Regions from separate parts of the Mus musculus genome. Here all the other regions are linked to region 3. A link is a loop called in an ENCODE intact Hi-C map of the cell type or tissue named here. Cell type or tissue: gastrocnemius. All regions are shown on one strand.

The links. Hi-C counts contacts between places; a loop is a spot of excess contacts. Peaks named below come from ENCODE experiments on the same cell type or tissue, not always from the same donor. Only the 100,000 strongest peaks of a DNase experiment are listed, where the experiment ranks them.
Region 1: it touches region 3 in a loop (6-fold over the local background); 19 of 42 quality-filtered maps call a loop at or near these places.
Region 2: a loop joins it to region 3, with 5 times the contacts of the local background. A loop is called at or near these places in 19 of 42 quality-filtered maps.

Annotation. Positions count from the first base shown.
Region 1 is chr2:125,259,036-125,267,035 of GRCm38, forward strand. Dut (deoxyuridine triphosphatase) reads left to right here. Exons shown (of 6, transcript NM_023595.6): 6 at 1-14. Among named protein-coding and RNA genes, the nearest start is that of Dut, 16 kb to the left of the region's middle. In gastrocnemius, CTCF peaks have their summits at 414 (motif pointing left) and 4,206 (motif pointing right); DNase peaks (open chromatin) are centred at 400 and 4,254; H3K4me3 peaks cover 234 bases; H3K27ac peaks cover 1,483 bases.
Region 2 is chr2:125,247,751-125,255,750 of GRCm38, forward strand. It overlaps Dut (deoxyuridine triphosphatase), which reads left to right. Exons shown (of 6, transcript NM_023595.6): 1 at 1-146; 2 at 1,416-1,507; 3 at 3,223-3,267. Among named protein-coding and RNA genes, the nearest start is that of Dut, 4.2 kb to the left of the region's middle. In gastrocnemius, CTCF peaks have their summits at 2,343 (motif pointing left) and 4,695; DNase peaks (open chromatin) are centred at 803, 4,227 and 4,686; H3K4me3 peaks cover 1,022 bases; H3K27ac peaks cover 1,274 bases.
Region 3 is chr2:125,601,411-125,609,410 of GRCm38, forward strand. It overlaps Cep152 (centrosomal protein 152), which reads right to left. Exons shown (of 28, transcript NM_001081091.1): 10 at 3,926-4,073; 11 at 1,432-1,523. Among named protein-coding and RNA genes, the nearest start is that of Cep152, 20 kb to the right of the region's middle. In gastrocnemius, a CTCF peak has its summit at 3,431; DNase peaks (open chromatin) are centred at 2,738, 2,887, 3,427 and 5,255; H3K4me3 peaks cover 194 bases; H3K27ac peaks cover 1,098 bases.

The sequences.
Region 1 (8,000 bases), 340 kb before region 3:
CGTGCGCCACCAGCATCTGGTTTATGTGCATCTTTTTATTATTTTTCCAGACAGGGTTTCTCTGTGTAGCCCTGGCTATCCTGAAACTCACTCTGTAGACCAGGCTGGCCTTGAACTCAGAAATCCGCCTGCCTCTGCCTCCCGAGTACTGGGATTAAAGGCATGCGCCACCATGCCAGGCATATTTCACTATATTCTTAATGCAGAAAATATATGTAAGTTTTGAAGAAAACCCAAATATAGAAAACGAGTTTGGAAACTTTACATTCAAGGTTAAGTTAGGTTCTTGCCAAAATATTGAATAAATTTAACAGCTCTCCCAAGCTTTTAAATCAAAGAATATGGTTCATATGTGGGAGTGAGGTCTCGGCTTCTGTGAAGACCAGACTGACCATGGCAAATACTGCCACCTTGTGGCATCTTACTAAAACAGGGCTGAAGTGGGGATAAAAGCCCCATCATTTCTAGTGTGTAGGTGCTAACTGCTTTCACTTCAATTGTTCTCTTATTAGATGATATAAATGAAACAACTAAGGTAATGGACTACCGCATGCTACCCTTGTGACCTAAAGGGCAATATTTAATATACTGAGTCTGAAAAATAAAGACAGATATAAGAAAAAGTAGAGATGGTGGATCTAACATGCACAGCAAAGAACGCCTGGCCAATGACAGCAGTCACTCTCAGCGGAAGAGAAGTTTAAAGACGTGAGTGGTGATACACACCTGAGATTCAGTACTTGGGAGGTCGAGGCAGGAAGATCCCAAGTTTGAGGCCAACAGAGGCGATCATGCTATGAAAACAGAAGTGATGTAGTCATTAAACAGCAAAGGCAAAGTCCAAATCAGCCAGACTTAATGCCACCAGGGTGGTGGTTTGTCAAATGGGAGAGAAGTCAGGACATGTGACGGGAAACTGAGGAAGTATATTTTGAGGGGGCAAAAGCAAATAGGGATAAAATCCTTACGCTGCATGCTGGGAGATGACAGGTAATAGTGTTGGGGGCAAAAGATGGATGCCACGCCATCCTGTCCCGTGGGAAGCATGTAGTGATGCGATAATAGTGAAAAAGCTGCCTGTCGGCTGCAATTATCTCAGAAGTGAAAAAAAATATATGTGTATATGTGTGTGTGTGTGTGTGTGTGTGTGTGTGTATACACACACACACAGGCAAAGCAAAGAAGATGTCTGATGACAAGCTTCAGAAGGTTAGGTTGAAAGTCCTCATTTCTTTCAGTTAAAGGATCCCAGTGCCTAAGTCCAACCAGCTCTCCCGTGACCTTCCCAGACTCCTTGGGAGGGAATGGTAACTCAGTCTCCTGGGGAAAGGCAGTAAAAAAATGGTATGCACACCTTTTGGGGAGTTTGGACAGTAGCTGAATCTTGCTTCAGATCTTTGATAAGACCCCATCTTTTCCCCAAGTAGACAAAACTGTTAAAGGAGTTGGGCCAGCTGAAGCTAAGGAACAGAGAGGTTGCCTCTCAGTACCCTCAGGGCAGGCTGTGCATTCATATTCCTCAGTGTTCCAGGTGAGCCATGACTGTGTGGACTTTGGACGATGGGAAGAACTGGAGGGGTAAGACATGGATTTTGTAAAGATGGTTTTATTTGTGCACAGCACAGTGTCTTTTGAACATCTTGTGTAGGCAAAATAATTGCCCATTAGCTGTCTTCTTTCTCTTCGAGACTTTTCTGTAGAGCTTTATCTTTCCAACTGCTTTGCCCTGGCACAGTCATCCATGCCCACTCCTTGAAGACTCAATCCTGGGCGTTTGAACTGGAGAACACAACAGGAAGAGAGGGGTCCTTCAAAGTGAGTGAGGAGCCACGTGTGGAACCACGTGTATTACTTTGACCTAAAGGAGCTATTCTGCACACCCTGGTGGACTGCCTAGGGTGAAGGTGGAAGTCCGTTCCTTTGTCTTAGTTTCTTCCAGGCTACCTGAGTAGGAGTTTGCTTAGGCAAGCCTGAAAAGATGCAGGGAGATAGAAGGGACTCTTCAAATATGGATGAGGGGACATCCAGACATGGTAGGGGACTGATGGGAGAAGAGACCAGTGAGAGACTCCCTGCCTCCAGTATTGCCAAGAAACTTGCTTCTTTGAAAACATAGATGTTCCAAGCATGAGTGAAAGTGGTGCAGTAGGTCCCATGTCTCCATAGTTCCAACAGCGCTGTGGTCCCATAGCCTCCCATGGTTCTGACAGTGCTGTGGGTGACGGTGTCCCGTGTCACCCTAATTTTCCCACTCCCAATTCTTCCCCAAATGTTTTGAACCAACCCCCAAGCTTCCTAGCACCATGGTGACATTTTAATCTGTTTGCTGAGCCATTAGTGCTGAGCTTCCTGTCCCTGTCCCCTCAATTCAGACTAATTGACCACTGTATTTCCACACCAGTAGTGCTTTGGGAGGGGATGAAAAGAAAAAAAATACATTCCGGTCAAAGTGGGGGAAGACAAATGACATTTCAGACAGTGCTCTGGGTGCACGGAGCACTTGGAATCCGGACGGTAAGAAGTTTGGTTTCTTCAAAAGCCCAGTTAACGTCGTGTAAATGTTTTTGTTTTAATCCCAGGTGTGGGATATGAGCCTGCTTCAGACTGTCCACAGCCACTAGCAAGGATTTGTCTTGTGTTCTAGATGGTGTATGATTTTTGCCAGCTGCAGATAGTTTACATTTAGAATTATGGGTACTCTTGAGAGGGTATAAATTTGAGAGCCCTGAGAAGGCCCAAGGTAGCCGCTACTCCTGCCTCGGCTGGTCCCTGTTGCTGCTGCTCCTGCTGTGGCTGGACCTTGCTGGTCCTTCCATTTGTGGTTTTGCTATTACTGCATTGCTTTTTGCTTGTTCGCTGGCTTGCTGGCTTGCTGGTTGGCGATATCCTGACTACAAAGAGTGGACTTGCCCCTAGGAATTAAATGTCCCTAATGAGCTGTGTCCCCTTTCCCCACTAACCTTTCTCTCCTACCCAGTGTTGCGGTATTGTAAGGGATAAGGGTGGCAAAGGGTGGTAGATATAAAAACCCAACTAAGTAGCCAAAAAGTAGGATTACAGTGAGTGGGAAGGTGGGGAGAGGAGATCGAAGGAGTTTTGTGGAAAGTTTCAGGAGAGCCTGTGCCCTGTGTGAGTTTGCAGGTTATCAAGAAAGAAGATTCCTCAAGACGTGGGGAGAGCATACAACTGGCATTTAGGTTACAGCTGAGTGTTTCTTGGAAGAAAATCCTGAACACCATCTTTCACATTCGCAGTGACTGATTTCCTTTTCTGTCCCTTTCACAAATCCAGGCTGTAGATGTCCCTGTGTGCACCCACCTGGACACCTCTGATACATGAAATGCAATTGTGCAAGGTCAAGGTTCAGCTTCCCTAATCCTAATTAAAATCTCAGCCGACTCCATTGATCACTTAGGAAACCAGCAAAGGCACCCACCAGTGTCAAAAGCCTGCGTGCTTCCCCGAATTTGAGGGTGGGCACTCGAGGAAGTAGATAGATTTGTTCATCTTCTTAAGGCATATCAGCTGGGATCTGTGGCTGGCTTCCTGCCTTGTCTGCATGCCCACATACATGGTTGGCTATCGCCCTCATGGTCCCCAGTGCCCAGTAGCACTGCTACTGTTTCTCTATGTTTCTCTAGTGCTTTATCTCCAAAGTTCTTGTTCATATTTTTTGAGAAGAAAAATGTTTTTTTGTAAGGAAAGAAAACGACAGTTTGCAATTCTTTTTTTTTTTTTTTTTTTGGTTTTTCGAGACAGGGTTTCTCTGTATAGCCCTGGCTGTCCTGGAACTCACTTTGTGGGCCAGGCTGACCTCGAACTCAGAAATCCGCCTGCCCCTGCCTCCCGAGTGCTGGGATTAAAGGCGTGCGCCACCACGCCCGGCTCTACAGTTTGCCATTCTTAACAGTCTTTTTATCAAATAGGTTTTTTTTTATTTCCATCTTAGGAAGATAAAAGACTATTTGAGAATCAAAATAATTAAATATTTGTAAAATACAATATTGAAATTGTCATCCAGAGAAGCAGTTCTCAACCTGTGGGATGTGACCCCTTGGGGTATTTAACGACCCCGTCACAGGGCTTGCATATCAGACATCCTGCATGTCAGATATTTACATTTCGGTGGGAGGTCACCACAGCGTGAGGCTCTGTGCTAGCATTAGGAAGGCTGGGAACCACTGATGCAGAGGCTTTCATCCAGGTGCCCACTAGATGTCACTTTCTGTTTGCTTTTTAACTAAAAAAAAAAAAAAACCAACTCAATTATAAATTGAAGACTCCCAGTGGACCCAAAGCCTGGCAGAAGATGGGATGTAGCAACATTTGAGAGCAAATGGGCAGGAGTTGTTTGAAAAGTGAGATTATGTCCTTAAGGTTTGGCTGGTTGTGGACTTTGTCTAATCGCCCCCTGGCATTAGGAAGGCCGAGAACCCAGCGGGCCCTGCCCTCCTGCTGTGTTGAAACAAAAATGAAAATTATGCCAAGGAACTAGATTTTTCTTCCATTTTCTCTTTTCTTCTTCCCCCTCCCTATTTTAAGGAGAATGTGGCTTTTTCAAGAATTACCCTTTAATGAAATCACTTACAACATTTTAAGATCAAGTCTTCTTTGTTTGAACTTTCTAACCTTAAATTAAAACTGCCTTAATCTTAATTATCTGCGTGAAATGCATGTAGCAGGGACAAGAAGACTTCTAGAACTTTCCCTGGAGTTGTCTGAGGTAACCCACTTCATGTATTTGCCAAAAATCTAATAGCTGGATTCAGTGAAGGCCATGTCCCCAGTGGTTTTGTTTTGTGTCACAGCTGTTTGTTTATTTGTTTTAAGCTGTCATTGTATTTTGGCTGCACGACGGGTTAAATGCCTCGGTATTAGTAAACGTCGCAGGCCTGCCCACTTCCTGTCCCATCAAGTCTCCCCTTGTAAGAATAACAGTGTTCTTTTATTTGGTAGTGCACAGCGTGATGTTTTTGGCATTCCCAACGTTTTTTTGACTTGCAAAATTGTGTGACCTCGAGTGTGAGAGAGCTGAATGCTTTCCTCAGTACCTCACAGGGTTCCAATCTTCAAACGTTTCCTGGTGCAGATGTGAGAGAGCTGGGAGAGAATTATCAGCTTGCTTTGTCATCACAAACAACAACTAGGAATAATTGTCAGTATGTTCCTGAAAGGATGAAGCCCTGAGCACTTGGACTGCTGCTGCTGCTGCCACACTCTCCCAGCTGGCTCCTCTGGACAAAATGTGGCACTTGTATTTGCAGACATTTTATTCAGATCTTTAAAACATATTGTTTTCAAACCAACAGCCATGTTGGGGCTGAGGTTGCATTGCTACTCACGTGGAAGAATGGAAAAAATATCTGTATTGTGTGATCTTACATACCCAGCTCTGGTCTGCTGTCGGGTGGGTTCTGTAAGGCCATTGCACCAGAGGTCTGAACCAAAAGCCACCAGCTGACGCCATTTAAAATGCACCTGGTCTCTCTATCTCTTGGCTTATCTTTTCTTTTTCAGTAATGTGAGCATTATGACAGTGAGCATGTGGCGGACATCTCCTGCACTTAATGAGTGATGGCTGCTAATTATTTACCTCCAGATGTTGGGAACTAATTATATCCTGAAGAAAACAGATGGGGACAACCCAAGGTATCAGGGAGTACATCTCACAGTCACACCTTGGCTGCTCTGCCAGTGTTCTCAAAGTCTCCACCACCGACAAAAGTCTAAGTAATAGGAACTGGTGGAACTTGGTGGTGATAAAGGAACCTGCCAGCAGTCCTTAAGCCTAGAAATAGTTCCAACAGAGGCAAGCAGATCTCTGTGAGTTTGAGGCCACCCTGCTGTACAGAGTGAGTTTCAGGGCAGCCAGAGCTACAGAGAAAAACCCTATTAAAACAAACAAACAAACAAACAAACAAACAAGGTAGTCTTCTACCAAAGACCTTGTGATCAGAGTAACAGACAACAAGCCTCAAGGGTGATGTGGCAGCCATCATTGTAGCTAAAGCCCAGAGACAGCTGTTAACTCAGTCTTCTTGTTAAGCTTTCCTACGACTCCCTGGCCACCAGGTATGTTTTCTTTTCTAGAACCAAGTCCAAGGAGATTTGAATTGTATTACCAGGATTTACCTCATTTGTACCAAACACACACACGCCCCACAGCCAAGGGGAAGCCCTGCTGAGCTGCCCCCTTTATGAAAATCATGAAGTGTGCTGACACGTAGATACTGGTATAGTACACTTTGCAATCTTTACTTTTTATATGAAGTTATAATATGACATAATGAAATGCAAATTATGTTTTAAAGAAAAAGCCAACGTACATTAAAAAAAATCTAGCTTTCGAGTGAGAAATTGTGAAAACCCACTATGATACTTGTCAGTTGCTGGCAGCCTGAGCTTTGTTGGAGAGTGGTAATGCTAGCCAGGCCTGGGAGTCTACTGTCTGTGTTCTAACCCTGCCCTTCACCAGCTGCAGATTTGGGTGAGCTAATTAACCTCTCTGCCTTCAGTGTAACAAAGGGAATTATACTGCTTAGGACCGTATTTTTTTTTTAACTATTTTTTAATTTTTATTATTTGTTTCTTATTACAGATGGTTGTGAGCCACCATGTGGTTGCTGGGATTTGAACTCATGACCTCTGGAAGAACAGTCAGTGCTCTTAACCACTGAGCCATCTCACCAGCCCAGGATAGTATTTTTTAAGCCCAAATAAATTAATTTGCAAAATGCTTAACCCAGGGCCTACTCCCCAGGAAGTGCTTGGTAGAATCCACTATCCTTATCATTGCTGTGAAGTTATACAGGGAAGACCTTACAAATCTTGTCCTATTGGAATTAATGGCGTGTTATGTATTCTAGTGAGAACTTAGGAAAGAATGGAGGGCTTGAAGTCCAACTTTCCATATCTCTGAAGGACCTGAAAATAGTCTGTGTTGTAATCAGCTTTACCACCTTAATGCAAATGCAAGACTCAATGACATTTTTGTCATATATTGTCCTTCATGTTTGTAATGGGGTAGAAAATATTTTTTAATTGCTTTAAAACATTTTTACTCTACATGAATTTTTATAAAGATTTATTTATTTTTATTTTATAGTATAAATGTTTTGCCTTTGTGCGTGTATATATTCCTGCCTGATGCCTGGGAGATCAGAGAAGAAGGCATTGTTTGTCCGGAAATGGAGACATAGCTGTCTGGGAGCTTTCATGTGGGTACTGGGAATTGAACGTGCTCTCTAGAAGAACTAGAGGTCTTAACTGCTGAGCTCTTTCTCCAGCTCCCTACAGGATATATGTTTAAGTGGTTAAATAGTTGCCCACTAAAGAGGAAATGGGAAGAAATGCTGATCAATATGAAATATTTATCCTCTTGCTACTTGCTCTCTACGTTTAAAGCATCCGAATGTGTGTCCATCCGCTTAGTCTGAAGTAGAATCAGTGTTTTGTAAAGCACCGACCAGTCACCGTGCAGCTCACACCCACACACCACTCTGCTCCGTAGCACACCACATTTGAGATTGTTTACGGTTCTCTTACCCCTGTCTCTCCTGGAATTTGCTCTGTAGAGCCCAGGCTGGCCTCGTACTCAGAAACGCTCCCGCCTCTGCCTCTCCAGTGCTGGGATTAAAGGCGTGCGCCATCACCGCCTCGCTTTGTTTAGGAATCTTGTAAAGGTTTATTTTCATTTTCATGTCTCTGTATGTGTGTCTGAATGTTTGTCAAGTGTGCGAGTGTGCTCACAAAGGTCAGAGGAGGGCAATGGCCCCTGTAGAGCTGGAGTTACAGGTGGTTTGTGAGCTGTCTGACATGGGTGCTACGAACTTAAGTTGGGTCCTCTGGAAGAGTAGCAATGTACTCTTAACTGCTAAGCCATCTCTCCAGCCCCTATTTAGCAATGCTCATTTTTATAGGTCAAGAGGTGATCTGACTTACACAAACAAATGTTGTTAGAGGCAGAGCAAACTAAGTACTGTGCTTCTCCCGTGGCAGCA
Region 2 (8,000 bases), 350 kb before region 3:
CCCTGCTCGGAAGATGCCGCGGCCGTCTCTGCCTCCAAGAGGGCTCGAGCGGAGGATGGCGCTTCTCTGCGCTTCGTGCGGCTCTCGGAGCACGCCACGGCGCCCACCCGCGGGTCCGCGCGCGCTGCCGGCTACGACCTATTCAGGTGAGAGCCGTGGCCCGACGGCAGGAATGCAAACACCGAGCCCGGGTGCAGTCGTGGCTCCGCAGAGACCTGAGTTCACCTTGAGCAAATTCAGTAGGGGTTTGGGCGAGCGGAAAGTAAAGGGTTATAACATTTCCAAAGCGTTACTGTGCAGCGTGCGCTCCACCCTTTCCAAGTGGAAGGTCCGGATGTGCAAGGCTTATTCTTGACCGAAGTGTGACTGTCTGCAGTGTGCACGTTAAAGTCTAGGAAAAGGATCTATGGAAGCTGTGTACTTCTCTTATCCCGTCCAAGGACTGGGAACTTAAGGAGCTCCATCCAGGGCTAGCTTATGAGGTGGCTCAGTGTAAAGTCACCAAGCCTAATGACCTGAATGTATGCATCTAACATGCCCTGTCTTGGGAGAAATTAGATACTATGGCCATTTTCTACATAAGCGGGTGTTTGCTGTGTATTGGGAATGGCTGATGTTACAGAGTGAAAATTCCGTGTGACTGAACGTACTCTTCTACCACATGCCAGACTTCCAGCGCTGCTCATTGTAAAGTCTGAAGTTTCGTTGGATCAGGAAGGGAGCTGCAGTAATAAGAGACTACAGTAGTATTTGGTAGATGGACTTTCTAAAATCGCTTGTGATCAGAGTCCACCCCCAAGAGCTGCTCTGGGAGACCAGCTCTCTTCGGCCACTGAAGTTCACAGCCATAGCGTGGAAGGCAGGGGGAATGCAGTGCATCTCTGCCTCTCACCTGTGTTTTTTTAACATTTTCTTCGGGAGGTTCATTCTCATCAAGAGAAGCGTTACAAAAGTAAAGTATAGGTTTATATGCGTTCGCAGGCTCGAAGTGTGCCTAGCGGAGTGAGGCCCATTGAGTGTTAGATGTTTGCTCTTTGGTTGGCTTTTCATATTCTTTCTATGAATTAAGTCTGCCTTCCTGCTCCTCATGCTAATTTGCCAGCCTTCACTTTCAGAGACAAAAACCACAGAACACATAGCAGAGACAATGTTGGCATCTCCCTGTTCCCCACTCCCACATTCAGGGTTTTGTCTTCTTGCTCTGCCTAGGTGCTAGGATTAAGGGCCTGAAGCCATCTTTCTAAAGCTAAAAGAAAGTGCCTACTACCTTGTAAGTAAACCTTTTTAGGTGAGTTAGGAATCTGCCATAAGGTTGTTTATAGGATCTGTTTATATGAAGTAATGGCACGCATTTTATATGCATTAGCGTAAGAAGGAATGTTAAAAACACTTTAAAATACTGATTTGCCTTTCAGTGCCTATGATTATACAATATCACCCATGGAGAAAGCCATCGTGAAGACAGACATTCAGATAGCTGTCCCTTCTGGGTGCTATGGAAGAGTAGGTAAGTAGCTAAAGAAGCCGGTAACTACTTCTCATACCGGTCCTTTATGATAGCGTCTGTCATCTTAGTGTCCTTAGTGTCGTGTGGCCACAGTGAAGAGATAATGCTTAGCCCATTTTAAAAACAAAACAAAACATGGATTCACGTGTCTGCTTTTCCTTTTTTTTGACTTTGTATTTCAAGTATGTTCTCGAGCTAATAGGATGATCACATTGACCCAGTTGTTGGCTCTCATAACTTCACAGAAAAGCGCAAAGTTTAGGTGTTCTTTAGTTGGAGCTTTTCCAGTCTACAAATGAGGTCACATTCTTTTTAAATAACTATTTGCATAAGAAGATGGGGCCATAGAGTGATGGGTTTTTGGCATTTTATATTATAGGGGAGAAGCTGCCAGATTGTCTCAACCTACTGAACCTTGGCTTGTCTGCCTCCTAGAGATTAGAGTGAGGGGCCGTCCACTCTAGAGAAAAACCTTGTATCAGTTACTGCTGAGGAAAAGGGGGCTGTGAGTTCGTGGGTTTGGATTTTTCTAGGGCATGTCACTTGTCTAGAGCGTGAATTCAAAACTTGCCAAAAATATGAATGCTTTTTGTAGCTTAAAAAAAAATAGGAGAGAAAAATATCAAGTCCTCGGATAAGAAACCATAGCACTGCCTTATGCATTGTTGAACCTCCGGTACTTTGGCCGCCCAAAAAAGCAAAATGGGTTTTCCTGGTCTCTAGCATCATTGAATTAAAGTCCCAGGCCAGAAAAGCAAAGAGTTGGAAAGAGGTACCATCTCAAGAAGAGGTAGCAGCTATTGACACAGCGCCTTCTACAGGTTACTCTGAAACATAGTTTTAGATACTAGGATTACTGAGGTGGGCCTGTTGGCCAGGCCAGCAAGAAAGCTATAAAATGCTTCCCATTTTTAGAATTGAAAATGTACAAGAGTTTGATATTTGATGCATAGCTATACATATTTTAGTTCATCAATGTGAGGGCTTTGGCCATTACTCATGTTCCATGCATACAGGTCTCCTAACCTGAATAATGAAGAGAAGCCCCGGGTTCTCTCCTAAGCTCTGCTGTTCAGTTACCCTGATTCCTTCTTCCCATCTAGGATCTGCATATTCAACTCTCCAGTCTTGAACCACAAGCTGGGCCAGAAAGATGGCTCAGTGAGAAAAGCACTTGTCACAAAAGCCTTGACGCAAGTTCCATCCCAGGGAACCTGCGTTTGCAGAGTTGTCTTCTGACCTGCCCCACACATCATACACTTAGGCAGTCATGATGAGTGACTGGGGGTGTGTGTGCTTGCTTACTTTCCAGCTCATTCCAGCAATCCATAGCTTGCATCTGCAAGTCATGTGGTCGGGCTTTGAGATTGTTTTTAAACTTTCTAAACTAGCTCTCCAACTTTAGTGGTATAGTATGATAAATGTACTCTTTAAGAATGATCTGTTGAATGCCAGGCGTGATAGCGCACGCCTTTAATCCCAGCACTTGGGAGGCAGAGGCAGGCGGATTTCTGAGTTCGAGGACAGCCAGGGCTATACAGAGAAACCCTGTCTTGAAAAATCAAAAAAAAAAAAAAAAAAAAAAGTGATCTGTTGAAATTAAGATGAATATGTGAACATTAGAGGAGACCATGGTATTTAAATTATGCCAAAAATAGTGTATCGTTTCCCCTTACCATTTAAAATAGCCACTGTTTTCTGATTTTGTCTTTTAGCTCCACGTTCTGGCTTGGCTGTAAAGCACTTCATAGATGTAGGAGGTAACATTTCTTTATTCTATGAAATTTTGTAGTATCCTTGCCACTGGGAATTCGTAAGTCTGAATATGCAATAGCATTGTTTGATGGTGTCTAATTTTTAATGATCATATTATGTGAAATGCATATTATCTACTAATAGCAGGCACAGTGTGATGAAGGGGTTTTACCTTGCTGTCCTGATAATCTACACCTTACTGCAAAATTGATTCTTAAGCTAGGAAAACCTTCTGTGTGGCTATTGGGTTATAGTTTGCTGAACTAATAATAAGCAAAAGGTTCTGGAAAGGCATTTCCAGTTTGTAAAGGTTTTCTTAGCTCTGGGAGAAGGAAAGGCCGGACTTGTTTTGTAAAGTGGAACAAGGTACTTTCCCCCATGTTGCTTTCCTGCATTTACCAAGTGTCTTCAGAGACACCTGTTACCCGTGTTGCCTTTGTGGCTGTGTTGTCTAGTAGCCAACTTTGCTACAGGTGTAGTTCCTAGCCATACATTAATATGTAAAGAGTCTTCTCTTTCCTGATAGGCTTCTTCACATATGTATTGATTTCGTGTATGCCAGCCTTTTGCCTGTGTGTTTGTATATATACGCACTGTGTGCATGCCTGGCTCTCCTGGAGGCCAGGATGGGGTACCATCCCCTGGACCTGGGGTTACAGAAGGTTGTGAGCTGTCCTGTGCATGCTGTTAACTAACCTAAGGGTTCCTCTGCAAGACCAACAAGTGGTGTTAATCACTGAACCATTTTTTTTTTGTGGGTGATAGATTATTTTTTCTCCACCACTAGTAAAATGAGCCAATTCAAGCCAGATTAGATTATATTAAAAGCGGGATTATTGGGAAGTTGCTCTTGGGCAAGTTCACCGGCCCCAAGGATTGAGGTTGGAGGGAAGAGAGAAAGGGAGAGTGCATAGAGAGACAAGGAGGAGACCAAAATGTCTGGATTAGATAATAGGCTGGCGCCCCCTCTGGCCAGGGTATGCCAGGTAGTGAGGCCTGGCCAGATATGCTTTGATGTGTAAAATACGCACTTCAATCCCTTGTCCCAGGCAGGGTCAACAACCAAACCTCTGGCCCAAAGGCTAGGTATATTTGTTTCTGATCTTTTATTGGGGCACATAGCTTGACCTTTGCCTTCATCCAGTGCTTCACTTCAGGCATGCTAGCCCTCACATATGGGTATGCTAGATTTTCTTGCAGCCATTTTTTTGCAGAACCATGCCTCCCAAAATGGTGTTGTTTTTTAAGATGAGAAAACTGGCTTAGAAATGTGTTTCTAACAGCAGTATTGTCACCAGTGGGTTAAAGCCACCGACAGGCTTACTGTCCTGTATTAACTGCTCTGTGCCAGTGTAGGGGTTAATTTAGTACCCACTGACCTACTGTTTTGGAAGGAACTGGTGTCTCCCATGGTGTCACTAGGTGGTGCTGTGGGGCAAGGCAGATAGATAGATTTCTGATCTGTGTAGCCTCAAGGTTGATATTTATGTCCTCTCTGGTTGAGAATTCCCAGGGCTTAGTGAGTTACATTTAATTTTCAAAAAATACTTGTAGAGGCCAGAAATGGTTCAGCAGTTGAAAGCACTGGCTGCTCTTCCAGGTGACCTGGTTCAGTTCACAGCCCCCTTGTGGAAGTTCAGCTGCCCGTGTCTGATGCCCTCTGTGACCTCCTCACGCACTGAATGCACGTGGTGAACAGACTTTGAAGCAGGCAGAATATCCATGCCCATAAAATAAAAATAAACCAACCTTTTACTGACTCAAATATGGTCACTTAGGATATACTAATTACCAACTTAAAGTTATAAAAGTTTTTTTATATATTTTAATGAAATTTCGAAGGTTTTTTTTTCTAAGATTTATTTATTTTATGTATGTGAGTACACTAGCTGTCCTCAGACACACTAGAAGACGGCATCAAATCCCAGTACATATGGTTATGAGCCACCATGTGGTTGCTGGGGATTGAACTTAGGACATCTGGAAGAGCAGTCAGTGCTCTTAACCGCTGAGCCACCTCTTCAGACCTCAAAGGATTTTTAAAAGGACAATCCTTGTCTGTATAATAGAAATTAGCATACCTACCTCTGAGGGGTAGGAGAACTAGGTAATGTGTATGAAGCATCCAACAGTGTTTGGCACACACTAATTCAAGTCGACAGTTCTGTCTCCTAAGGACATAGCAAATTTTTTGTGTGGAAACTTCTTTTTCCTCTCCAACTTTGTTTCTAAATTTTACTCTGCTTAAAACAACTGTCTGGGGGAAAATCAGGTAGTTGGAAAGTTAGTTTGCCTGTTGCTTGGTATGAGGTTATTCATAAAATCACATTATGGTATGTTCTTGGATACAGAATATCTAAAAAATTTCTCTTAGGTACAAGTTTATCATAGTTGGCAAGTGAAGGGGGATGCTATTAGAAGCCTCGGGCTGTGAATAAGGGTCAAAAGGAAAAGTTGACTATGCAAGATTGTGTTCTGAATTCACATCTGGAAGGTGTGGAGCATTTTTACCAAAGAAGTTTCCAACAATGACGTGCCAAAGTCTTGACACAGAAAACCTTGCCTGAAGTCGGTTAACCGCTGCCAGTTCCGATGCCTGGTTTTTCCACTTATAACTTGCCAAGATACTCAGTGCATTCTCGAGAAGAGATGTGAGGACGCAGAGCTCATAGGCACGCAGAGACAAGATCAGTCTGTGGCTTGCCTCTTTTTTGTAATAGAAGCACTAGGATTGAACCCAGGAACTCAGACACTAGGAGCAAGTGTTCTGACCCCCTTCTTTAGTCCTCTCTTCACTTGTGGTTGTCTTGTAGGGGCTGGGAACTGAACCCAAGTCCTCTGTAAGTACAGCTGGAGCTCTTAACTGCCGGCCAAGCCTCTAGCCCGCCTTTTCACATCTTCATGAGATAAAATCTCACTAAGTTACCAGGTGGGAGCCTTGAACGTGGCAGTCATCCTGTGTCAGCCTCCAGGTGGTTAGAACTGTAGGCCGTTGCCACCAGAGCCAACCTTGTTTCAATTATTTACTCGCCTGCTAGTCGAAGATTTTCACATTTTCATATTCCAGGCATATAAAATGACCTGACTCTAGAATCCCAGGCACCTAACTATTTGAATTCTCTCAACAGGAGAACTTAGAGATACACCATGGAGGTATATAGTAATTTTCTAGCAACTCATGAAAAGAATACGTTAAAAAAGAAATAATAGATAAAATGTAGGAACGTGTATGGTCCTGCAAGAATGTCCAGCCACGGAGAGACGGGAAGTAGGGCTATGGATTGTCTTTTATTTATTATGTTGGCCAGCAGTTAGACTGTTGCCATCTGTCCCAGCACAAATGGACACTCAGATGTTGCTGATTAAGTTGGGGTGGCTGTGCTGCTTTTGGGGGTGACCTAGCAGTGGCCTCATATATGTAATACATGTCTCCATCCTTTGGCCCAGGCAGGTTTTTGTAATGTACCTGAGTTGGCACTAATGTACAAGGGTATACATTGAGAGCTTTCTGTGTGTCTCCTAGCAAAAAAAACATGAAAGCAACATGACTGTGTGGTGTTATGTAAGATAATAAAAACATTGGCATTTCCTTTCTACGTGTGTATCTAAAAGGAATGACTAGAGTTTATGCTATTTCAAAGAATAACTGCTTCCTTGGTGTGAATGTCACTTGTATTTCCTCAGAGGGTAGATAAGATGAAAGTCATACCCAAGCTGTATGAATGTCAGCTTGGACGGAGCTCAGAACGTTTCTTCTAACTATCCCTAGACCTAAGCCTGGAAGCTTCTAGCCTCTGTACAATCTGATCTTCCAAGCTGACTGATTTAGTCCAGCTTCTCTTGGCTTCTGACTGAAGTGCTCTGCTTAACGGCCTCATCATAACTTAGGCAATATGTCCTAATCTTCTGGCTCCTTGTTCTCTGGCTCATTCTGTCTCCATCTGTGTTTAGCTTGTTCTTTCTGCAGTCTGTCTCTGTACAACTACCCTGATAAAACTGCTGTAGACACATACCATCCCCCCCAACCCCCCCCCCCCGTTTTTTTTTTTTTTTTTTGGTTTTTTTTTGGTTTTTTTTTGTTTTTGTGACAGGGTTTCTCTGTATAGCCCTGGCTGTCCTGGAACTCACTCTGTAGACCAGGCTGGCCTGGAACTTAGAAATCCACCTGCCTCTGCCTCCCAAGTACTGGGATTAAAGGCGTGCACCACCATTGCCCAGCTTCCACCCCCTAATCCCTTAAGTAGCCTCTCTTTCCTCTGCCTTTCTTGTGTGAGTTGAGTGTATCCTACTCTGACTCATTCTGTCAGATCTTTCTCTGACTTGTCACTAGATGTCACTTTCAAACATGGCTGCTTCCTTCTACAAACTAACCTTACCTTCACTGTTAGGGATTAAAGGTGTGTACCAAGGGCATGTCTGTATTCTGACTGGATCATAGAGACAGAAAAGGTCTTTGGATGTGATCCCTTGCCAGAGCAGCCATGTCACTGGGTTTAAATTCCTCTGCACTTTGGGGCGGAAGAGTTAAAGTAATTATAAACTTCGTTACTATAAGATTGCTGTTTACCTTGTGGGTGGTGATACTGTTTGAGTAACCAGAAGAATTTGGAAGTCAGTCCAGGTTATCTTTCACAGATTCACTTGTAATAGATAGGCCTAAGAATAAAATGTTGGAACCTCAGAGGGCTTCCATGGTGGAAAATTTCCAGCCTTCTGTGGTCATTCATTCTAACATGGA
Region 3 (8,000 bases):
AAGCCTCTTGAAATACATTCTTAACATTCATTCTAAATAAGTTCATAAAGGTCAGCTCCTGCTGTGCTTTCAAATGAATATATTTTCAAATGAACGAGGAAGAAAGGCAGGCGGTTCTCTCTGTGGCTCTCTTATTTACAAAACCCCTTAGCTGAGATGCCTCTGATGTTCCGGCCTCACTATAGAAGAAGACAAAACAGACAGCTCAGCCAAGAGCATGCTATGCTCTACCTGCCAAAAGCATTCTATGCTCTGCCTGCAGGAGCATGCTATACTCTATCTAAAGGAGTGTGCTAAGCTCTGCCTGAGGAGTGTGCTATGCTCTATCTAAAGGAGTGTGCTAAGCTCTGCCTGCAGGAGCATGCTATACTCTATCTAAAGGAGTGTGCTAAGCTCTGCCTGCAGGAGTGTGCTATACTCTATCTAAAGGAGTGTGCTAAGCTCTGCCTGCAGGAGTGTACTATGCTCTGCCTGCAGGAGCATGCTATACTCTATCTAAAGGAGTGTGCTAAGCTCTGCCTGCAGGAGTGTGCTATGCTCTGTCTGCAGGAGTGTGCTATGCTCTGCCTGCAGGAGTGTGCTATGCTCTGTCTGCAGGAGTGTGCTATACTCTATCTAAAGGAGTGTGCTATACTCTATCTAAAGGAGTGTGCTTTGCTCTGCCTGCAGGAGTGTGCTATGCTCTGCCTGCAGGAGTGTGCTATACTCTATCTAAAGGAGTGTGCTAAGCTCTGCCTGCAGGAGTGTGCTTTGCTCTGTCTGCAGGAGTGTGCTAAGCTCTGCCTGCAGGAGTGTGCTATGCTCTGCCTGCAGGAGTGTGCTATGCTCTGTCTGCAGGAGTGTGCTATACTCTATCTAAAGGAGTGTGCTATGTTCTGTCTGCAGGAGTGTGCTATACTCTATCTAAAGGAGTGTGCTATGCTCTGTCTGCAGGAGTGTGCTATACTCTATCTAAAGGAGTGTGCTATGCTCTGCCTGCAGGAGTGTACTATACTCTATCTAAAGGAGTGTGCTATGCTCTGCCTGCAGGATCAGCAGGCCTAGCACCTCCTTCAGTGGAAGAAACACTAGAGCTCCTCTCCAGCACCTTCGTTACCTTTCAGGAAAATTACAGTGACAGAGGATCTGTGAGAAACAGGGCCCAGTTAAATATGCCACATACCTGTAGAGACTCTGGTCTCCAGGATACACCTGCAGAGCCAGGAGGGACAGTGGACAGACTGGCAGGAGGAGGCAGAGGCCTGGCTCTGCAGCTCATCAGAACTGGGCTAGAACACCTAGGTCTAACTAACAGTGGTGTCAGCGAGATCCTGAAAAACTTCCCTGGCTGGTCTGAAGATGGTCTAAGCCACTTTTACCACAGAGAAACCTAAGGTTCAAAAAAGGTACGATAGACAGCATTGCCTAAGTCTCTCCTGAGACAGTACTCACTTGCAAAGCCTTATTCATGCTCTCACTTAGGACGTGGGCCTTCTGTGCTTGCTGCAACTGTAGCTGTAGCTGAGCCACCTCCTGCACAGAGCCTGCGAGAGAGACATAGGGTATGTCGCTGAAAGAAGGTGCATGTCTACAGGCCTGGGAGCCACCACAGTTTGGCGTGGAGTCTGCTTCACTATTATGATTCAGGGCCATACGGATAGGGAGCCATGGGAGCCATCAAAGCCCTGTGTATCTGAGATCCAGTCCTGCAGGAGCCCAAGGCCCTGGACCCTGTAAGCCTGGTTACCGCTGCTGCATCTACAGAACACAGCAGCCCAGGAGTCATCTAGTGGGGACATAAGGTTCCAGTTACAGGAGCCAAGAAAGTCCCACCCTACCATTTCTGCCCTGCAATTAAACTGAATTTTGCTGCCTTGTAAACTGCTTTTATTTTCAACAGGCCCAACTCACACATAAAACTACTACTCTCTGAAAGATTTGTATTAGTGTGTGTGTGTGTGTGTGTGTGTGTGTGTGTATGTGAGAGAGAGAGAGAGACAGAGAGACAGAGAGAGAGACAGACAGACAGACAGACAGAGTGAGTTCTTCTGTGTACACACCCACCCACAGAGGCCAGAAGGGGCTGTCAGGTTCCCTGGGGCTGGATTTGCAGGCAGTTGTGCACTCCATGGGTACTATGAATGGGACTCTAGTCGTCTGCAATAGCAGAAGTGCCCTTTACTTCTGAGCTACCTCCCCATCCCCAGCAAACTCATATCTGAAATGTACTAGTAGAGACTCTAGTTGAAAGGGTGGTTTGAGGGTTTCTTTAAATGAAAACAGGCCTCTCAGAAACAGCTGGGGGAAGTATTCACAGTTCAGAGTCTTTAACAGTCAAGGAACGACTCACTAAGTCATGGCAAGGGGAAGCAGGGCCAGGAGAGCCTAAAGGGAACAGGGTCCAAATCTGGTCCTCAGCAGAGCACACACAGCCGTTAACTTTAGTGCTTTCTCCCTGATCAAACCACAGTCCCTGTTCCAACTACCTCATATGCCCAACTGGCTCACTACCTCATATGCTAAACTGGCTCACTACCTCATATGCTAAACTGGCTCACTACCTCATATGTCCAACTGGCTCACTACCTCATATGCCCAACTGGCTCACTACCTCATATGCCAAACTGGCTCACTACCTCATATGCCAAACTGGCTCACTGCCTCATATGCCCAACTGGCTCACTACTTCATATGCCAAACTGGCTCACTGCCTCATATGCCAAACTGGCTCACTACCTCATATGCCCAACTGGCTCACTGCCTCATATGCCCAACTGGCTCACTGCCTCATATGCCAAACTGGCTCACTACCTCATATGCCCAACTGGCTCACTACCTCATATGCCAAACTGGCTCACTACCTCATATGCCCAACTGGCTCACTACCTCATATGCCCAACTGGCTCACTGCCTCATATGCCAAACTGGCTCACTACCTCATATGCCAAACTGGCTCACTGCCCCATATGCCAAACTGGCTCACTGCCTCATATGCCAAACTGGCTCACTGCCTCATATGCCAAACTGGCTCACTACCTCATATGCCAAAATGTGACTTGTACGTCTATGAGTTAATTAAAAAAGCACTGATGACTGATTTTGTCAACCAGAAATGAGGTTGACTTTTATCTAGTCCACAGCCTGTGTATCAACTTGACATTTTAGTGCCTTTAATGTCATTTTATAAAAATAATTAAAGGTACCAGGGCCACAAAAAGTATAGGAAGCTCGTCTCAGATACCACAGAGGCCACACTCAAATATTCATAGCGACAAAAATGTAACTCAGTGTCCACTGATCACCGTGAGTGGATAAACAATCTGAAGTTAAACAAAAAGACGGAAATACTTAATCAAATATTGGGTCTAAAACAGGCAAATACAGTGAGCTCTCATAGTCAAAGGTGGCTGAGGACAGGATTTCTGCATCTGTGGAAGCAGAGCGCCACCTGGCGAGTACTCCCCTTCCTCAGTGGGAAGCAGTTTCAGGCACCACAGCACTAGTTTCTCAGAGGACTGCAGCTGATGTTTATTTAGAATATTACACACGCCTGTATTCCAGATTACATAACAGAAATGAACCGCACCTTTAATATGAACTGCACATATAATCCTTTCTAAAAAGAAACTGACCACTAGTGGACTTTTCTGTGTCTTCTAGCTCTTCTATACCTCAGGGACCTGGGCTGGTGAGATGGCTCTGTGGGTAAAGGCACTTGCAATACAAGTCAGTTGGGAAGGATGCAAGACAACCTGAGTCTCAGCTCCAGAACACAGGGCAAAAGAGAGAACCAACTATGGAAGATGTCCTCTAGTGTCTACATGTGAACCATGACAAGCACATGCAAGCCCACGCCCCCTCGTACATGACAATAACAAGTACAGCTGTAGTTCAGGGATCCAGCCTGTTTCACAGTAGCCCTGGGGACACCCGACAAGACACGCACCTGATTGCAGCAGGTGGGCACATTGCTTCTGACTGTCCTCTAGACTCCTCGTCAGCCTATTAATGAGCTCCGTCTTCTCTAATCTGACTGCTTCCTGGTTCCGCTCCAGTTGTTGCACGTGGTCCTTCAAACGCGTGCAAATACTTTCCTGAACAGAAGAAAAGGCGGCAAGTCATTTTCACCATCAGTTTTGGTAGAAATTAAAACCATCAGATGCAAAATCATCACCTGGTAGTATGATCTCCTTCACAGGTTAGCCTGTGCGCAGGATGGGAAAAGAACACTTGTGACCTGAGAGGGAGGCCCAGCTAACAGGGCACCTGTAAGATACTGTTATTCTAAAACCAGAGTCTACTCATGCCAAAGGAAACACGGTACAATCCTGTTTGCATTTTATGCTGTGTTAACGTATCGATACAAATGTAGGCAAACCACTTTGAGCCATGGAATCCGAATCCTCAGACCAGGAAACAGAAGAACACTCGGGAACTCTATTCTGCTCACTCTGTCCAGGGCAGCCAAAATAACATTACCCTCCTCTGGGTTTCTTTTAAATCTAATCTGTTTCACCGATATTCCTCCTTCTACCAGTTACACATCTTATTTCTGTCCGATGGCATCTCTGCAATATGTTATGCATAACAAGCATTATAATGATACTTGAAAAATTAATGACAAAAAGACATGGTAGCTGTTGTGTGTGACAATAGGGTATATAAACAATACACACTATGGGGCAAGATCAGTGTCCCCTACATGTAGATGTGGAGAGAAACTGTGCATACAGAAAACTTTTCTCCAATAAGGAAACATATTTGGAAGTAAAGAGCTATGGGAGTTTGAAGCCCAGGTAGAAGAACCCATCATTGTAGCAACCATTGCTTCTCGCCTAAAAGCTGCTCGGGGTGACTGTCAATCAAAGCATGGAAGAGGTAGAACAGTGTAGCAAGTCTTCAGCGACCAGAGAAGCCCTAAGCGAACCATTAGCAAGAGCTCTGACGGGAGAGCACATGGGCCTTTGGTACCAGATTCCCTTCCACGTCCTCAACCTCAGTAATGCTCTCAGCATGAATGCTGTGATACCCACCCCAAACGTAAATAATACAGGAGTGTCCTTGTGTGAAGGCAAGGGGCTCTGAGGGCTCTCGCTTTGCTTTGAAACTCCTGGGCATTTTGTATTCTATGTCACAATGCAGCTGTGTTTGCTTGAAATTTTTTCTACCAGAGTTTTAGCAAAATGAAGCTTCTGGAAGGCAGTGCCTGTTTATTTAGTGCTGCAAAGTTCTTGGCACGCTGCTGCTGCTCCCCAGCCAGCTTGGGAAGCACGGTTCTAACAAGCCAGCATAACATGCCTGCAGCACGATGAGCTAATGGGAATGCACACAAACGCCTGTCGTGAGGGACGGCGAGACACTCAGACTCACGGTCTAGAGGTCACGGCAGTTTTGAGTTGTTACAATAAGTTGTATATACAGTCTTTTCTACATAGAAAGACCTGGTGTTTAAGGAAAGCTCTAGGTCTATAATAGGTTATAACCTATATAGCTCTAGGTTATAATAGGTTATTACCATGTAGTTCTCAAATGGCACCAGGCACACACAGACCTTCAAAAACTCAGCTGTGTCAGACTGTCACACCTCCCATTACATGCAACTGGGCAGTCTCTGTGTTGAACTCTATCTTTCAAAATACAGCTAGCATCCATTTGTGATTTAAAAGAAAACTAAGCCTTATAAACTTTCTGAGACTGGCATACTTAACAGGAAAACCTGGAACTTTCCCACAAGGGTGAGGACCAGGGAAGTGATGCCCTTCCTTGCCTTGGAGCATCATGTTACAAGTTCTCACCAATGCACTATGGTAAGAAAGGAAAATAAAAGGAACACAGACAGCAAAGAGACACTAAAGCTTTGTCCATGAATGCTCTGCTCTGCTACACAGAACACCAGGAGGGAAACCACTAAACGAGTGTGCAATTGCAGGAGTGCAAGGAAGCTACTACAGAATGTCACTGTCTAGGCTGGAGAGATGGCTCTGTGGTTAAGAGCACTGAGTGCTCTTCCAGAGGTCCTGAGTTCAATTCCCAGCAACCACATGGTGGCTCACAACCATCTGTAATGGGAGCTTCTGGTGTGTCTGAAGAAAGCAATGGTGTACTCATACACATAAAATATATAAACAAATCTTTAAAAAAAAAAGTCGCTGTCTCCCAAGGGAGGAAGGAGCAAATAGAATATGAAATTTAAAAACCGTCATGTCCTTTACAATACCACTCCAAAAATGAGGGCCTTTAGTAGAAATATAAAACTACAAAACTCTGGCAAAATCAATAAAGAACTAAATAACTGGACAGATACTCTATCTTTGTGGTAGGAACGCTCAATATCGTAGAGATGCTGCTCGCTCCCAGTGAGACCTACATAGTCCATGTACTCTTGACATCCCAGCAAGTTACCCTGTGGGTGTCAACAAACTGAGTGCCTTAAGTTTATACGAAGTTATAGTTTATACACATCCCATGAGCATGTGAAAGTCAAGCTGTGAGAACAAGGGAACTAAGCCCAGGGGTAGGAGGTGGGATCATGGGAAATTCTTTGTTGCTCTCTCACTTTTGCTGTGAACCTGTCTTTTGTTGCACTCTTCCAATTAGAAATAGCAATTGGATTATAAAATAATACAGATTGGGTACAAGTATTTGACTCCTTATTACAAATATTGCTGAGCCAATTGATCACAAGTTTACAAAGGGGATGCCATATAAACACTGCCAGGTAGACAGACACTCCAGAGTATGGGGAGGAGTCACAGTAAATATAGCTCATGGTTTGGAACCGGAAGCTCATTTTGCACAGATCCAAGATTCTATTCTACCTTCTGGTCTAAGTCCCTCTCCTGAAGTGGTGATGGCAAGCATGGGAACAGATAAAGAGGCACAGCTTTGATCATGACCTGTCCTGCAATGACCAAAGACTGGACGGAAGTGGTTGTCCTAGAGTAGACAAAGCCAGGGGTTGTCCTGAGAGCCATGTGGGCTTTGCCAACATTTGTACCAACCATTCCTACAAGGAAGGTTTCCAAACCCACTGGGAACCCTCCCCCACATCCCAGTGAGATCGTCAAGTCAGCAGAGACAACGCTCTTTTCAAACACCACACAGGAGCTGACAGACTCCACCGTCCTAAACTGGCCAAGGACCACTGATGGCTGTGCAATACCACTGTGCTAATCAAAAGTAATATGAATAAACAACATTTTAAAAAATAAAATAACAACTGATTTCTACCTATATATAGGTCATTGAACTGTATAGACTTTAGATTTGCTTAATTTCAGTATATTTTATGTCTTTTTATAATAAAGCCTACTTTAAAATTAAATAAATAAAAAATTCCTTAGACAATTGGCAGAAAAAAGTAAAATAACAATAAATTCTAGTTTGTTCTAGTTGTGTTTCTATACAGCAGACTCTTCAACTGGGCATACCTTTATCTTTTCCCACCCTAGAAACCCCCCACTATCACCAAATTCACAATATTTTCTATGTAAAAGAAAAAAATTAACAAACTGAATAAAACACATAAATAAAATAAACTGGGAATGAGTAGGGAGAATGCTGGCTTGCCTGGCATGCACCAAACCCGGGGCACACAGCAGCAGCATGTAACTGGAACAAGGGTGTGCATGTCATAGCCCAGCACTCAGAAAGCAAAGGCAGGAAGATGAGAAGTTCAAAGTCACCGTTGGCTACAGGGCAAGTTTAAGGACAGCTTGAGCTATGTGAGACTTGAGTCATAAATAAAATAAAACATATAACATAAAAAAAGCAGAATAAAATGTTACACAAACAATTACTCTGTCATTATGGGTCTACTGAACCCGGGAAAAGGTAGAGTTGGCCACGAAGACAGAGATGGCAGCCCCAATCAGAGGGAATCTTGGGAGGTTTGTTCCACCCTCCTGTCTTAGTTTCTTCCCTTCGTCTCTAGGGCTAAATTAGTTCTTAAATTCAACCCAAATTCAAAACTCAACCTGAAACTGTATTCATTCAACCTAGGGCTCTGGACACAAGGCAGG